Regions from separate parts of the Mus musculus genome. Here region 1 is linked to region 2. A link is a loop called in an ENCODE intact Hi-C map of the cell type or tissue named here. Cell type or tissue: gastrocnemius. All regions are shown on one strand.

Evidence for each region. Peaks named below come from ENCODE experiments on the same cell type or tissue, not always from the same donor. Only the 100,000 strongest peaks of a DNase experiment are listed, where the experiment ranks them.
Region 1: it touches region 2 in a loop (2.0-fold over the local background); 2 of 42 quality-filtered maps call a loop at or near these places.

Annotation. Positions count from the first base shown.
Region 1 is chr2:128,065,706-128,070,705 of GRCm38, reverse strand. The region is part of intron 14 of Acoxl (acyl-Coenzyme A oxidase-like); the gene reads right to left. Among named protein-coding and RNA genes, the nearest start is that of Bcl2l11, 58 kb to the left of the region's middle. In gastrocnemius, no CTCF peak of the experiment used is centred here; a DNase peak (open chromatin) is centred at 2,909.
Region 2 is chr2:127,905,398-127,910,397 of GRCm38, reverse strand. All of the region lies in intron 8 of Acoxl (acyl-Coenzyme A oxidase-like), which reads right to left. Among named protein-coding and RNA genes, the nearest start is that of Acoxl, 53 kb to the right of the region's middle. In gastrocnemius, no CTCF peak of the experiment used is centred here; no DNase peak of the experiment used is centred here.

The sequences.
Region 1 (5,000 bases), 160 kb before region 2:
TCTCCTACTGAGGTCAGACAAGGCAGTCCTCTGGTACATACGTGCCTGGAGCCTTGGACCAGCCTATGTATGCTCTCTGGTTGGTGGCTCTGTCTCTGGGAGGTCCCAGGGGTCCAGGTTAGTTGACATTGTTGGTCTTTCTGTAGGGTTGCAATATCCTTGGCATAGAGAAATTTACAAAGGCCCCTAAATGGACGGAGATATTGCTATGTTCCCAGATGGGAAACCTTGATATTGCTACAATGTCATTTGTCATCCTGATGTGCAAAGTCAACACATGCCCATCAAAACTCCAGCCAGCTTTCAGCTTTGGTAAGAACGTGTGAGGACAGAAGCTGTAGGGACAACAGAGAACCTTGAATAGGCAAAGGTGGTTTTGAGAAAGAAAAACCTTGAAAGATTCACATGGTCTGATTTAAAGATAAAGCTGCAGTTAGCACAATGGAATATAGTTGGGTTAAGGATAGAAATATGGGGGCTGGAGAGATGGCTCAGCAGTTAAGAGCACTGACTGCTCTTCAGAGGTCCTGAGTTCAAATCCCAGCAACCACATGGTGGCTCACAACCATCTGTGATGAGATCTGATGCCCTCTTCTGATGTGTCTGAAACAGCTACTACTTATATGTGTACTTAAATATAATAAATAAATAAATAAACAAACAAATAAATAAATAGATCTTTAAAAATAAAAGAAATATGGAGGGATGGAGCAATCAGGGAGCCCAGAAATACAGCCACACATCTACAGTCATTAAGGTAATTGAAGACAGGGAAGTGATGTTCTGAAGGAATATGGCCAGGATAAATGCATGAACACACACAAACCCAAGCAAACCTCAGCCCATACTGCACACTTTGGGCAAAAGTGATTTGCTGACCTAAATTTTAGAGCTACACTTATAGAAATTTAGGAACTACAGGAGGAAAATCTTAGCCACACTGGGTTAGACAAAAAGTTCATGAGCTACGATATGGAAAACTTTATTTTAATAAGTCCTTTACTCTTGCAGCACACTGCTATAAAAGGTAACAGAGTAGTGGAAATGTTTGCCAACCATGTATATGACAGACTTTAAAAAGCTACCATGTACATATATATATATATATATATATATATATATATATATGTGTGTGTGTGTGTGTGTATATGTGTATATATATATACATATATATATGTGTATGTATGTATATGTATATATATGCATACACACACACACACACATATATGTATATATATATATATACATATATGTGTGTGTATGTATGTATGTGTGTGTGTATCAGCATTACAGATAAGTGGAAAGGAATGACTTATAATAAAATACACCATGAAAGGGAAACCCACTTAAACACATGGGCAAAACCTTTGAGCAGACACTTTGCCCATCTGTATCTGAAATGGAAAATAAACACACAGAGAGGGTTTGAGAAATGCAAATCGAGACCACAGTGGGAAGCCATTTCACACCCACCATGGCAACAGTGAGTAAGACTGGCGATCAGAGCTTGAGCAAGAATGGTCAGCTGCTGAGACCACATCCCTGGTAGGGATGCAAGGTGCTGTGGCCACTTTGGAAACAGTCTGGTAGTTCCTTTAAAAAAAATTTAGCATGTAGCCACCAGAGAAGCTGGTCATTGCACTCTGAAGTGTTTGCACAGATAAATTGAAACAGTTGTCTTGGGAAAGAGTTGTTAGAAAATGTTTCATTCATAATCGCTAAAGTGGTTTCAATGTAACAATTGGTTACTGGGCATACAGATAGAATAGACCTTATACAGAAATTCTACTCTGTAGAGACAAGGAACATCCACAGACACACAGCCACAGCTGCCTGATCCCAGAAGCACTGTGTAAAGTAACAGAAGCCAGAAGCAAAAGGCTTACTATTCAGTTTACAATAAATTATGCAAAACACAGATGAAAGAAACGGCCCTGTGAGTCTATAGCAAAGAAAAGTTCAGAGTTGTACAGAAACCATATTTGGAAGTAGAGATTGACAGATGACAAAGTGGCTTGAGGGGACCTTCTGGAGTGATGGGGGTATTCTGTCTAGATTTGGTGAGAGCTATTTGACCACATGCATTTGTTCAAGCTCAGTAATCAAATACCCTAGATTAATAAGTTTAAAATTATACAATATATAAATTCTGTATGTGTGTATGCATACTTGTATATAGAGGATGATTCTCTACAAAATTTCTCTGTCACTGGGGTTACGCATGCAGCCTCTGAGGCCGGCGAGAACAGACAATTGTCTGTCTGCAGGGCACTCTGTGGAAGCCACCACTTTCCTGAAAAGACCCCACCCAGGCTGGCACGTGCTTTTTTTTTTTTTTTTTTTTTTTTTTCTGTTCTTTCCACACCTACAAGCCAGCCACCACACAGCAGTGAGAACAGAGGAAAGCTACACCTACAGAGCTTTCTGGCTTCTGGGGGTTGCTATAGGAAATGACCACAGTCTCAGGGGCCTGAGACTCTAGATATTGGGTCTGAAACCAAGGTGTCAGCAGGCCCCACTCCATCCTAAGATGCCGTCCTGCCTTGCTTAGCCTCAGGTGGTGGCCGTCTCTGGTCTACCTTCTCTTGTCACTGTGGGGCTCTGATCTTGGTAGCCACTGTCACAGCTTCCTTCCCTGCATCTGCCTCTGTGTATCTCCCCCCTTCTTACAAGGGCACCAGGCATACCGGAGTAAGTCCATGCGCCCCAGGATGACTTCCTCGCTGATAACTTGGTTATAGCTACACAGGCCCTTTTTCCAATTAAGTTGGCATTCACGGGTCACGAAGGCTAGGATTTGAACATACCCTTCTGTTGGGGACAGTTTAACTCACAACATGGAAGCAGAGAGGAAAAACAGCAAGAGCCTGGCCAGGCTTTGGCCACAGAACCACAGCAGGACCCTGGCTGCCCGCCTGTTTTCGTGTTCTGAGAGAATGAAAGCACATTTAGACAAAGCTCTGCGGGCCAGCACTGTGGCTGATAGTCTCCTTCTTCTGGGTGTTTCAGGGATACCTGGGTCCCTTCCTGACCTGACCAGTGGAATGTGGGCACTTTAACCCCAGCACGGTGCCTGGCCCAAGGGAACAGTACACTGGGTGAGTGGATAGGCATGGTTCCTCTTTGCCAACGTCACCTGACCCAAACATCCCTCTTTTACAATCTCAGCCCTGGACTTTCCCTCAGTATCTCCAAAGTCATGGGGTACTCTCTGCCTTTTTTACCTCCCCGGGAACCCATTTTAAGGCTCCTATGGTGGCTTTCCCACCAGGGCTGCAGCAAGTGCCTGGTCCAGGTCTTCTCCTAGCCCACCTATGTGCTCTGTGCCCACCACGTTCTTCAACCAGGCAGATTAGCTCATCAGTTCCTCCTGGTCTATTCCTGGCTGTGTCTCTGTGAGGCTCAGCACTTGCTCACTGTCTGCTGGCCTCTAGCTTCTTGGGCTTACAGCTAATGATTCTCAGCTTACAAAGTTCTCCAGCCAGCAAAGCTTCACTCAGAGAACGTAAGCCAATGCAATAAATCCTCTCTTTTAATCACATATATGGTTTCTTGGTTCTGTCCCTCTGCAGAACCCTACTGGTTTTTGTTTTTTGTTTTTTGTTTTTTTGTTTTTTTGTTTTTTTGAGAGGGAAGGGGCAGTCATTTCTGGAGGGAGCAGTTCATCCCCTTTCACTGTGTGGGTTTCTAGGGCTCAGACTCAGATCTTCACAGTAGGCAGCAAGTACCCTTATCCATTAAGCTGTCACACTGACCATAGGAGAGCCCTATTACACAGACTAGATGCCCCAGGCTAGATGCTCCTGCCTCCAGAATGCAGCCTCCTGGTTGGAGATGAAGACACCAGAGCATGTTTTCATCTTAGAGCACTCTGTTCTGCCACCCTGCTCCCCCCCTGCCCCCTGCACCACCCCCCGCAGACTGATGCCTGTCCCTGGCTGGGCACCAGCTCCTACTGAACCAGAATCCTCTTTCTCCAAAATGTGTTAAACTTGCCTGGGGTTGGGGGGAGGTGGTGTTCTGAGGTGCAGAGTTGGAACTCCCAGCACACGTTCCCAGAGAAACACAGAGTTGACGTCCCAATGGTAGGAAAGGCCTGTCTCGTAAAACACACTAAGCACATTGCATGTGCCAAGCACAGGCATAATGTGATTATCATATGTAAGAAAATATTCTGATTTTACCGAGGAGGATTAGAAGAATCCAGAAACTGTCTCCAAGTCACATCCTGGACCACAGGAGTATCTGGTTTTAAGGAGTATGACTGCGTACCTTGTCCTTGGTTATCTGAGATGTGGCTAAGACCCACATCCTCACTCACGCAGAAGCAAAGGCACCATCTTGCCAACAATGCCTGCGAGAGTGTGTGCTCAATAAATGCGGACTCATATTTGGACATGGAGTCTCACACCTGCAATTTCAGATGAAGCAGCAGGAAGAAAGATTGCTGCAAATTCAAGGACAGCCTTGGCCACACAATGGGTTCCAGGTCAGCCTGACTACAGAGTGAAACAGTAACAAAAGAGGTGAACTTAGATGCACATACACACACACACACACACACACACACACACACACACACACAGACACAGATCACACAGAGACACACAGAGAGATCTGTGAACAGTTCTATGACACGCTCTTCTTTAAATAGGGTCTCATATATCTAAGGTCCACCTCAAGCTTGCTATGCAACACAAGATGGCCTTGAGTTTCTTCCACCTCCAGAGTTCTGGGATTACTACAAGCATGTGGCATCACACTTGGTCTCTGCAGCTCTGGGGAATGGCTCAGCACATTGTAAATGCTAGATAAGCATTCAACCAAATGAGCTTCCCATCCCCAACCCTTGTCTGTAGGGGGTGGTTTTGATGCTAAGTTCCTGTTCCCCAATTGGTTCTTGATGGATCAATAAAGATGCCAAGGGCCAATTATTGGGCAGAAAGAAAGAGGAGGGATTTCTGGGTACCCACAGACAAGCTAAGAGATGCAGGAAGAGG
Region 2 (5,000 bases):
AGGTGTTCTTTAACTGTAACTGTGTAGATGTGTATGCCTGTTCTCTGACAAATACAGAAAACAATCAATATTAACTACAGTACTAATACTATATGTAATCTGTGAAAATGTTAGTGCATCACAAAACTTAATTTTCAATTTGATTTTAGAATTTTGGAAGCATTTCACTATAGAAAAGGTGATAATCAGTGTCCAGTGAACCCACGTAAGTCTCCTGAGCCCATTAATGCCAGCCCATGGCATTACCAATTTCAGGAGCTCACAGCAATTAAGACCCAAAGTACCCTGTACTATCGCTTCTGCATGAAAGCCTAAACTGCACCTTAGGATCCCAAACACCATCCCTGTTTCCTTGCTGTCCCCAGGAGATGTGGGTGGAGGGTGACAGATGGCATGCCTGATGCTGCCATGTTCAGTGGCATCATAGAAAGAATGGAGAACACATAGGGGAAGGAGAGCTCTGTGAAAGGAACGAACTGAGAGAAGAAAGCCCAGTGGTTGTCCAGCCGGCCATGCCACAGAATGCCCTGGATAGTGTTGGAACAGCAAGGCTCCAGAATAATTTAGCTCCGAGTTACCACTGCAGTCATCCAAAATACAGGCCCAGTCATGGCAAGACATCAGAATCTGGGAAAGTAGGCATACGTCTACTTAATAATTAATTAATTAAGCAGGGGCTAAGAAGATGGCTCAGTTGATAAAGTGCTTGCTTTGCAAGCAGGACTTGAGTTCAATACCCCATTCAAAACCTCACTAATCAAACTGGATGTAATAAGAGACACTTGTAATCCCAGCTTCAGAGAGGAGCAGGCAGGTAGTCTTGGGACTCAGTGGTCAGCCAGTTTAGCCTACTTGGTGAGTTCCAAGCCAGAGAAAGATTCCATCTAATATATAAATAAAACAGGTGAACAGGACCTGTCCTCTGACCTCCATACACATGCACATCCCCCAACAAATATGCACACACACATGCATGAACAGGTATAGACACAAAGTGCATATAAATGTACATGCATAAAATATTAAAAATCAAGTAGATCTTATATTACTTTTAACTGAATTTGTTCCATTATCTATCTCTGCTAATCTTAGTAGTATATTTTCTTTGAGGCCTCAGGGACCATTAAGAACATGCAGAACAGGGAGGAAATGACTGGGAAAGAACAAAAAGCGGCAACTGCAGCCAAGGCCAGGACAAGCAACTTACAGACTCCACACGCTGGGTCACGTTACCGTTTCCTATGGTTAAAGACTTCTGGCTTACAGTTCAGCTAATTATAAGATAATTTTACCGACTGAATATTTTGATAAGCTTTGGAGTAAAGTTTAATTGGTGGCTTTTCCACAGTTGAAAGATAAGCTCTTGCTGGGAGCAAAGAGGAAACAGGGGCTGGGGGTGGGGGACAAGACGGGAGAGAAGGCAGAAAGCCATTCCCTGGCAGCTGTGCTGTTGAGGGATGCAGGGAGGAGCGACTGCAGAGGAAGACCAGTCAGGAATGGGAGATTTCTCATCCTCACCCCACCTTCAGAGTCACTTGAGTCTTGTCATTTTTTAGGAACAATTTTGTTAAAAAGGAAAATCTGAGCCCCAAAGATGCCAGCAGACAGAGCTGAGACATACCCAAGGCCAGTCCAGCCACCGATCCTAACAAACCACTTGTAAGAGTCCATGTTAAGGACCAAAATGATGGCACACAGTGCAGAGCCCTGTGGCTTAGAGGGAACTAGGTCAGAGTGTTGATGAGGTCAGGACATCTCATAGTTGCTCCTCACAGAATGTACTGGATCTAACAGGCAGCCCCAGGAAGGGACAGGAAGGGAACAGAAAAGCTCTGGAGGGCTTAGCTTGGAAGCCCAGGTCAGAATAGGCCAATGAGCAGCTAAGAGCTGCTGCATGAGGAGAAGGCTTATGGCTGCTCTGTCTGCTTCCTACAGGGAAAATAAGTAAGGAGCAATGTATCCAAACCTTCCATACCAGGGCGAGTACCACATAGAGGTAGCTGTGCAACCTGCTAAGAAACCAGCTCCTTTATCCCCTCGGCCTTAGGAGCTACCATTGGACAGTCCAGCTTCCGAGGCCACTGGTGCTGCTAAGATGCAACAGTAACTCAGAAATGCTTTAATCAAGTTACACACACCCCTCCCCCCCATGCATACATACATACATGCATGCATCCTCACATCTATACACAAATGCATTAGTATGCATATGGAAACATCCATTCATATACATGAACACACATTTATATAGACTTACAAACATATCCTCACAGTACCTATATGCCCACATGCTTGTTCACATGTGCATATGTGTGAATGCATATGTTTGCACAGATGCTTCATGAATATATGGGCAAGAACCATCACACACGTACATACATACATACACTATGTATATACATACACACACACACACCAGTGTGCATGGATACACTTTGGCATTCAGAGAGGCTCAAGGCTGTTCAGACCAGGGTATGTCTTCAACAATTGGCCCCTTTGTTGCTGGTCTCAGCAGGGACCCAGAGGAGAAAGGGGAGGGAGGTCTGTGAGTTGGCCTCTGACCCTGGCCCAGCCAGACTGAGGCCCAGGGACATGGAGGTCAGCAGGAGATTTGTGCTGGCCTCCCTGGGGAGCACCCCCTCAGGACATACTGTAAGTATTGCCAGAACACACTTAACAAACCCCCTTCTCTCTTAGGTTTACACAATGTGTTGGTAACAAAATTAAATCACATTTAAATAGCAAGGAAAGAGTAATTTAAACTTTTTTTAAAACTCCACCAGCCATGAAACCCTTTTTCCTTCTGCCTCTGCCTGAAACACTCCTCCTTGGAACACAGACAGCTGTTTTGTATCAAGGCTGGGGGTTTCTGTATGACCCGGGGAGCTCAGACAACAGGCAGCCCTTCCTGCATTAAAGGGTAATGTGAGAATAATTTGCCATAAAACACCCAGAAGTGCTCCAGCTGTGGCCAGATAGACCCTATAAAGCACCATGTAGACAACGTGGCCCTTTTAAAATAATGATAATTTATAAAATCACATTTTAAAAACACATTATAATTTTAAAAAGAAAGAAAGAAAGAAATGGTTTAAATTATCACAGACGGTGCCAAGGAGATTTCCTTCCAAGTCCATAGATTACCAGGAAGTGTTTGTTCCAAAAACTCGTTCCACCACAGGTCCCGGTTCACACACACACATATGGCTGACAGGTGAGAGGGGAAACTCCAGTAAGCCCCAAAGTCCCTCAACCCAACAGGTGGAAGGTCTTCCAAGTCTACAACTTTCTAAACCAGTGATAGTACATGCCAGGGCCCCAAGACCTGTGCTGAAGGTGCCATAAACAGGAGTCTGGCCCTTCCCCAGGGACAGACAGCGTCTACACCAGAGCTCCCAATTTCTCAAGAAAACCTGACACTGGAGGATATATCATGAAAATGTCTGCTTTAAAATAATTTGAATATCTTTCAAATATTATATGATCTATTAAAAAATTGTCAGTACGATTTGGCTAAGGAGACCACCTGCTACAACCTCACCGGACACACCTCCACAGTGCCAAATCTCCCCATACGAAGCTGCAGATCTGAGCGCACACACGTGCTAAGACTGGAAGAACCCGTGTGGGATGTGAGAGGCCTCCCTTCATTGTCTACATGTCCACGGGGGTTTCTCTAACTGGAGTGGAGCGTTTGTTTGTTTGTTTGTTTGTTTCATGTGTGTGCCTAAATATTAAAACATCACAAAATTAACTCAAAAGAAAGTCTCATCATGTGTCTCTTTTCTGGAGATTTTAAAGTTTCTTCCATCTTTTATAAAACATGGAAAAGGAACATGATGAGAGGAGAGGAAGTAGGACTTAGAGTGTCACTCAAACAGAGGCACAGAAGAGGGGGAGGGTTGATGGAGAGAGGGAGACAGAGGGAGGGAGAGAGGGAAAAAGAGGGAGGGAAGGAAGAAGAGAGAAAGAGAATGAGAGAGGGAGAGGGAGGGAAGGAAGGAGGGGAAAAAGAGAAAGGGAGGGGAAAAAGAGAGAGAGGGAGGAGAAAGGGAGGGAGGGAAGGAGAGGGAAAGAGAAAGACAGAGGGAGAGGGAGAGAGAGGGAGGGAGGAAGAGAGAGAGAAGAGGGAGGGAAGGAAGGAGGGGGAGATGAAATGAGGTGGAGGGAGGAAGGAGGGAGGGAGGGGGAGAAGAAGGAGGAATGGAGAGGGAGAGAGAAAAACAGAGGGAGAGGAAGAGAGGGAGGGAGGAAGGGAGGGAGGGAGAATAAGAGAGAGGGAAAGAGAGGGAGAGAGAGGGAGGGAAAGGGAGGGAGAGGGAAAGGGAGGAAGGGAGGGAGGGAAGGAGGGAGGAAGACTTACAGAAAATCACAGCACAAAGAGAGAGTACCACCCACAGAGTACCACAGCACTGGCAGGGTAGTAGCCACAGGGTCATGGCACAGAAAGATTCTCTTATAAGCAGTGCCCTGGCATAGAGAGATCACACAAACACCTGTAGTGTGCCCAGACTCTCCTGCAAACAGCCTCAGTGTAGACAGCTTTCCACAGAGCCATGACATGTTAATAGCAAAGATGGGTGGGTATGGAGAAAATGAGCTACAGAGCAGATTCCTTTAACCCCTTCCCTGTCCTTCTAGAGGTTTCCTTCTGAGAAACCAGGGCCTCTGTGCTACCCTCCAGCACCCGCCAAAGGCTGGTCCTTCACAGAAGTCCCCTCAGCTCTCCTGAGCTTTTGCCTAACTTTCAAACCACATCAGCCCCCACCCCATCCCAGCTCACTGGACCTCTCCCTGTCTTCCAAGGGCTTCCTGTGGCCCTTCCTACTCCCTTTGCTAAGGTGAGCTAGGAGGTGCTTGTGAATCACCAAGAGTTTTGGAGCCAAGTCCCTTGACCCTTGCTGCTGACTCCTTAAGGTGAAATGTGGATCCCACTCCCTGCTTCATGGGAATCATTTACGCAGATTAATTTAAACATGGATATTAGCCTGCCCAAGGAA